Regions from separate parts of the Homo sapiens genome. Here region 1 is linked to region 2. Evidence: chromatin contacts called from ENCODE Hi-C or POLR2A ChIA-PET data. All regions are on one chromosome and are shown on one strand. The core of a region is the stretch at or near the end of the contact, and the rest is flanking DNA. Distances in the headings are between cores, read along the strand shown. Region 1 has its middle 52 kb from the start of ADGRF1. Region 2 overlaps CLIC5 (chloride intracellular channel 5).

The links. Hi-C counts contacts between places; a loop is a spot of excess contacts on that map. ChIA-PET counts read pairs that join two places held with the same protein, here RNA polymerase II (POLR2A). Pooled maps may share reads with other maps.
Region 1: a loop to region 2 is called in a map of mammary epithelial cell, with 31 times the contacts of the local background. The contact joins two enhancer-like sites. A Hi-C loop is called at or near these places in 2 of 168 maps with a recorded cell type or tissue (HCT116 and mammary epithelial cell) and 6 of 50 pooled maps. POLR2A ChIA-PET finds 5 or more read pairs at or near these places in 1 of 52 experiments (PC-9).

What each region holds. Positions count from the first base shown.
Region 1 is chr6:46,988,487-46,992,223 of GRCh38, reverse strand. No RefSeq gene overlaps it. Among named protein-coding and RNA genes, the nearest start is that of ADGRF1, 52 kb to the left of the region's middle. Within about 2 kb of position 1,321, at least 8 of the 41 ENCODE cell types and tissues checked have a DNase peak (open chromatin) inside an H3K27ac peak, as active enhancers do.
Region 2 is chr6:45,929,257-45,932,960 of GRCh38, reverse strand. All of the region lies in intron 4 of CLIC5 (chloride intracellular channel 5), which reads left to right. Among named protein-coding and RNA genes, the nearest start is that of CLIC5, 85 kb to the left of the region's middle. Within about 2 kb of position 2,325, at least 4 of the 41 ENCODE cell types and tissues checked have a DNase peak (open chromatin) inside an H3K27ac peak, as active enhancers do.

The DNA.
Region 1 (3,737 bases), core at 72-2,571, 1.1 Mb before region 2:
TATAAGGTGTAAGGAAGGGATCCAGTTTCAACTTTCCACATATGGCTAGCCAGTTTTCCCAGCACCATTTATTAAATAGGGAATCCTTTCTCCATTGCTTGTTTTTGTCAGGTTTGTCAAAGATCAGATGGTTGTAGATGTGTGGTGTTATTTCTGAGGGCTCTGTTCTGTTCCATTGGTCTATATATCTGTTTTGGTACCAGTACCATGCTGTTTTGGTTACTGTAGCCTTGTAGTACAGTTTGAAGTCAGGTAGCATGATTCCTCCAGCTTTGTTCTTTTTGTTTAGGATTGTCTCGGCAATGTGGGCTCATTTTGGTTCCACATGAACTTTAAAGAAGTTTTTTCCAATTCTGTGAAGAAAGTCATTGGTAGCTTGATGGGGATGGCATTGAATCTATAAATTACCTTGGGCAGTATGGCCATTTTCACGATATTCATTCTTCCTATCCATTAGCATGGAATGCTCTTCCAGTTGTTTGTGTCCTCTTTTATTTCATTGAGCAGTGGTTTGTAGTTCTCCTTGAAGAGGTCCTTCACGTCCCTTGTAAGTTGGATTCCTAGGTATTTTATTCTCTTTGCAGCAATTGTGAATGGGAGTTCACTCGTGATTTGGCTCTCTGTTTTCTGTTAATGGTGTATAGGAATGCTTGTGATTTTTGCACATTGATTTTGTATCCTGAGATTTTGCTGAAGTTGCTTATCAGCTTAAGGAGATTTTTGGCTGAGACGATGGGGTTTTCTAAATATACAATCATGTCATCTGCAAACAGGGACAATTTGACTTCCTCTTTTCCTAATTGAATACATTTTACTTTTTTCTCTTGCCTGATTGCCCTGGCCAGAATTTCCAATACTACGTTGAATAGGAGGGGTGAGAGAGGGCATCCTTGTCTTGTGCCGGTTTTCAAAGGGAATGCTTCCAGTTTTTGCCCATTCAGTATGATATTGGCTGTGGGTTTGTCATAAATAGCTCTTATTATTTTGAGATACATTCTGTCAATACCTAGCCATCTTGCGACAACCTCAAGTGGTTCTTCTGTGGAAAGACAATCTGCATTTTATAAGAAGGCAGTAGGCCTATACTGTACTTACCCTTATCAAACTTCAGGGGGCAGTCCAGACCAAGAAATAAATCCTGGACAACTTCCTTAAACCTTAAATACACCTGAAATTCACTCTTGAATTTGAGGGTGCAAAAGGCGTTTTAATCTCACCACTCTAATTAAGGGCAATCTGCATTGTTGCTGCTTTGGTTTGTATAATAAAGGAGATTAGGGATCTGTAACTGTAATAGCTCTGTTTCCTGATGGCAAACAATGCCTCTGTTTCCTGGATTTATGCCCAAGTGTGCTGGTAAACACTGAAGACTGCTTTAAGCAAAGCGGGAAGTAGCCATGGGTGTCACGGAATTTTTATCTGCTAGAAAAACAGTGTTTTTGTTTATTATTATTATTATTTGAGTCGTATCAATGGGTTATACCTTGGATACCTTGGGCAAAACAGAGTTAATTCAAATATGTGGTTTGAAAAATAGATTAGAAATATTCTGTGCTTTTTGGATTCATTTCTTACTTTGGGAAGGAATAGTCTGGAAAATTTTATATAGGTTTGTCAGCCTAGAGCCCCACTTCCGTGGATGAATTACATAAAACTGTTTACAGATTCCACTTTGTACCCAAGGTCTTAGGGTGGAGGGAACAAAATAAAACAAACAAACATAAAACAGTGACTTGAATGCAGTACAGAGATTTGCGAGGTCCCCAGGGATTGGCCTGGAACGCTCAGGGCTGCTTTGCAGTTAACTCCTCAGCCTTCACCACTGTGGCGTGGGCTCACCTTAGCAAGCTCCCCTCCCTTGTTCGGAAAGCCTCCCCACTGACCTCACCTCAGGAAGCAGCAACAGATTATATTTTATCCATAGATGTGTATCCCTTTTGGAGAGAAATTGTACACTGGGGCTGTCTTTTAACAGAATAACATTCTTAACACCACGCCATGAGGTAATTTTTCCATATCCTTTATCTGAGAGTCTCCTGCTAACCTGGGCAAAGTGGAGGAGGGGTGAGACTGGAGAAAAGAACTAAAAGAGGTGATGGGGAAGAGTCCCCCTAGTTCACTGATTACCATGAATTCTCCCATAGGGGGTCCACATTTCACCTGGCTTGATCTTAACCAAATGTGCCCAGTTGTATTTCCTTGATTGGCTCCTGTGGGGGAATGGGGAGATTTTTCTGTGGGACAGGGAGTCTTTGGGAGACTTGGGGTCTAGCTTCTTCCTGTTGTCTCCTTGTATTTCAGTTTCCCATCTGTAAAACCACAGATCCACATTCATCTGATAAGCTTAAAGGTCTCTTCTATCTCTGACTTTCTATAATTCTGGGTCTCTTCATGAGTATCACGCTGGGAGAAGAGAAATTTATCACTGAAGAATAGCAGCCCAAATGGGTTTGGCAAGACTTTATCTTGCTGGGTAGAAATTGTAGATAAAACATTGCCAACAGCTACATTATGCCAACCAAATGGGAGGCAACGCCCCTTTGGAATTCTGACCTGATGTTCGAAACCAGAGCAAAGGAGTTCCTCAGTGTGATGTGCTGCCAAGGGACACATTGGATTTGTGGATAAGGTTTCCTAGTTCTTAGATCTCAGCCATATCCCTGAACACGGATGGGCAAGGCAGCTTTGAATTCCATGACAACATGCTGCTGGGCACTGCCAAGGATAATTCTTCACAGCATGAAAGCTTTGCCTGGCACTGGTGATAATGTGACTCTCTCTTCCTGAGGTAGTCTGGGCAGGAGAGCCAGCCCTATCTGTCTTCTACTTCACCACATTGTGGGAAATGTTATGCAGCCACCCCTTCCCCAACAACTAATTTAAAAAGGGTGAAATAAAAAAGTCACATTCGTGGAATCACTTCTATCATCTATGCTGATAATTGTTTACATATGAAAGTCTGCAACAATATGAATTTCTCATAGCCTGCTTTCTCTTAGACCAGAGAATGGTTCTCAGGAGTATCCCCAGCGGGCAGCATCAGTGTCACCTAGAACTTATTGGAAATGCCAATTCTTGGACTTCTCCCCAGACCTTCTGAATTAGAAACTCCAGAGCAGAGCCCCAGGGACCTGTTATTTTAGCAAGCTCTTTGGTGACTCTGGTGCACACTCAAATTTGGGAACCACTGAGATAGGGAATGTTAGAGACCAAGGGCTGGAGGTTAGGATCAGCAGAATTGTGAAGCTGGAGAGTAGGGGATGGGGGTGAGAACTTGTTTCCATTTTATTTTCTATTAGCAACACTTCTGTGAGCATCAGTAAGCAAGAAAGTCTTGGTAATGATGTGAGCAGAGAAGTGATTAATGCTGGGTGGTAGTATTCTGGAAAATGTAATAGAACTGTTAAAAAGAAAGAAATGGGTTTGAGGCCTGCTTCCAACACTTACTAACCATATTAACTTGGTTACATTACCAAAGTTTGGTTACTTCATCTGTAAAGTTATTGTTGAGAGTACATGAGAGAAGCCTGAAAGTTCTTAGGATTCCGGTATTTAGTAAGCATTCAACAAATGGTGGCTGTTATTTACATTAATGACACTAATGTTAATAATAAAACATGAATTCTATAGAACATCATTACTACTGAAAAGCAATGTGCATAGAGGAAAACACAGTCTTTGGGGACAATAGACAGAGTTCAAACCTCAATTCTGTTACTGACCACCTTGGACAGGCC
Region 2 (3,704 bases), core at 1,076-3,575:
TGAAGGAGGACATTGTGGTTCTTATTAACACAATATCAATGACTGTCATCCTGCCTCTCTCATTTCCCTTCCTCATCTCCTAGAGCCCTCATATAAGGCAGCAGGGGCAAGCCAGCCACAGGTGCATTCCTCGCTCTTTCCTTGTCTTCTTGTTCCATTCAGGCCCGAATCTTCAAATTGCTCCTGTCTTCTCCTTCTAAGAGGTGCCACCTGCAGTGGGTCATGCTCCTGGCTGATGCTGCTAGAAAAAGAACTCATCTGTATCACTGGCGGTCTTTCTTTTCCTTCCAGGTTTTCATGGTTTGTGTCCCCAACAACTCATCCCTGTCCTCCCATCTTGCAGACTGCCTGGTGTGACCACACCGACAGACTGATTCCTGCAGCCGGCTCTGGTCCTCCCTACCCCGGGGGTCACAGTGCTTCCTTCCCTTCGCTCCCTTTTAATAAGATCTTAAGACTCTTAAAGTAAACGTATTAAGCAAGATCATCCTCATTTGATGTATAGAAAATTTAGGCTTACACACTTCAGCTCAACATTAGAAAGTTTACAATTAGGCCGGGCATGGTGGCTCACGCCTGTAATCCCAGCACTTTGGGAGGCCAAGGCAGGCCGATCACGAGGTCACGAGTTTGAGACCGTCCTGGCCAACATGGTGAAACCCCGTCTCTACTAAAAATACAAAAATTAGCTGGTCGTGGGGGCATGTGCCTATATCCCATCTACTTGAGAGGTTGAGGCAGGAGAATTACTTGAACCAGGGAGTTGTAGGTTGCAGTGAACCGAGATGGTGCCACTGCACTCCAGCCTGGCGACAGAATGAGACTCCGTCTAAAAAGAAAAAAGAAAAGAAACTTTAAAATTAAATCTGTAGAATGGACTGCCAGCAAAAGAAGTGAGTATCCCATCAACAGAAAGGACCAAAAAGAGGCTGGATCTTTGGAGGCAGGAACTGCCTAATCTAAGGTGTCATTGATTGTACGACACTATTATTTTAAATACTGGCTGGGCACAGTGGCACACACCTATAATCCCAGCACTTTGGGAGGCCGAGGTGGGCAGATCACTTGAGGTCAGGAGTTTGAGATCAGCCTGGCCAAATGGCAAAACCCAGTCTCTACTAAAACTACAAAAAAATTAGCCGAGCATGGTGGCGCACACCTGTAATTCCAGCTAGTTGGGAGGCTGAGGCAGGAGAACCACTTAAACCCGGGAGGCAGAGGTCGCAGTGAGCCAAGATCATGCCACTGCACTTTAGCCTGGGTGACAGAGCAAGATTCCATCTCAAAAACAAACAAACAAACAAACCTCTAAGAAACAACAACAAAATGCTATCACTTAAACAAAGTGTTTTCACTTAACCTCTCATATTTTGATTGTAAGACATTGCCTGATTTCACAGATGTTAAAGAGTGAAAAAAATGTGCACCTTAGACTTGAGACATAATAGTGGACTTTCACAGTCCTTTCCAGATCTAACCTTTTATTACTTCCTTGAGGCTATTCAGTGACATGTCAGACCCTCCTTTTGCTTGACCTTGAGCTGCCCTGTTGGAAAAAAAGTGAATCAAGTTCAACATTGCTTCTAAATTGCCCTGGGATAGCGATACTAGCTCCATTTCCAGTAAATAGCAACTCTGTTCTCTGTCCCTCTTGCCTGGAAACAGGTAGCTCTTCCTCATAAGTCAGGGCTTGGCAAACTTTCTCTATATAGGGTCAGATAGTAAATAGTTTAGGCTTTGCAAGCTACATAGCCTCTACCAGACTCTGCTCAATTCTGCTGCAGGAATCATAAAGCAGCCACAGATAATATGTAAACAAATAAATAGGGCTGTGTTCCAATAAAACATCATTCGTGGACACTGAAATTTGAATTTCACATCATTCTCACTTCATGAAATATTATTCTTCTTTTGACTTTTTTCCAACCATGCAAAAATGTAAAACACAAAACAATACTTAGCTTGAGGGCAGCATGAAAGTAGGCAGTGAACTGGATTTAGTCCTTGGACTGTAATTTGCTGACCTCAATCTTAGGCAGTCCGTGGCTACAATAGCAAGTTCTGTTAATTTCAGTATGCCTCAGCCTCCTCAACGGTAATATGGAGATTGTAATAGCACCCTCTCTTGAAGATTTGTCATGTTAATTAGATGAATTAATGCATATAAATCACTTAGGACAGTTCCTGGCACACAGTAGGCACCAATATGTGATAGCTATTGCTGCTGCTGTTGCTGCTGCTGCTATTAATTTCACAGTGCTCCCCCCGCCTCCATACCTAGTGTCCACCCTTTGGACTGGGCAGCCCAGCTTTCCCTGTAATGAGGAAGCATGTGCTGCCCTCTTCTGGCAGGCAGAGGAATCGTCGCCAGAGCCAGCTGATGTGATTTATTCAAGGCCTGTGGATTCGAAAGGGTCTTCCTATACAAAGATTCAGTTTTATCTAAGCCAAAGCTTAGACGGTTCAAACAAGGCTAGGTCTTCTTCAAGGCTCAAAGCCACCTTCCATTATCTGTCCCCCACACCAAGGGAAGGGCATGTCCACCAGGCCTGACGGATCTACCATAGGAGGTCCCTGGCTGCCCCTCCCAATGACAACTACCCCCAAATGCTTCTTTCTCCCTTTCCTCTTCTCCTTCTACAATCTCGAGTCTTTACATTTACGAACTTCCTTGACCTAAAATAAAAAAGTGCTTGAAAGGATTCAGAGCGGCCTGGGAGGGCTGTTAGCCTAGAACTAACAAGCCCCTTATTATCAAAGGCCCTGTGCTTTCCCCCAGGCGTCATGAAAGCCACTGCTGCTGGGGGGTAGGTGGGGAGGAGGGTGAGGGACAGTGAAGTGGGGCATTTTTTCCAGATTCCCAGGATGTGGTGAGCCACGTTTAAAAAAGAGTGTGTATATTTATTATTCCAAGCCACTTCAATCATAAGGCGCTTCATGCCTTCTCCCCTTCCTCCCTCCCAGCCCCCAGCCCCCGTGTCACAGTGGCCCTGTCTGGAGGGCCTGGCCATCCAGGGGATGGATGCGGCACCCCCCTTCTCATTCTGCCTTGTGCTCTGCCACAGGCCTGATGAGAAAGCTAAGGCCGTGTGTAAAAAGCAGCAGGAATGTGAAACCTAATTACCCTGTAGCATGCTCAGAAACAGAGTCACTTAGGTGGCCGTGGGGCTCCATGTCTACTCTGTTGGAAGCAGTTCTTTTGGAGGACAGTTGGGTCCCAGGAAGACCGCTGCAGAGGCCTGGGAGCCCCACGGTGGGCTGTTATCAGGCCATCTTGGTGAAGGCTCCTGGGTGGTCAGGCCGACCTCCACAGCAATGCGGATAACATGTGACCGTCTCACCACTTCCTCATAAAGCAGCCATTGCTGTCTCCTTTCAAAAACGCCTCTGGTCACAAAGGGACCCTTCAGGCTGCCTTCCTTGGCAACCCCTGTGTGCAAATAGCCAACTAGGGGTATTTTGTTTGTTGGTTTGTTGGGTTAAAGTTTTGCTTTGACTAGCATTCTTGTAAGGAAAAACAAATAACCTAGGCTCGGTGGGACCCACCTCGGAGGTCTGGTGGGCTCTGCACTTGCATGTCCTCGTCTCCTCCCTCATGGAGGGTCCTTGGGGCTGAGGGCAGGAGGGAGAGGAGTGGGCAAATGCTTCCTCTGGTCCCTCCCATGAGCTGCCTGAGGGATTCCTCCAGAGGGTCTTTGATTTGG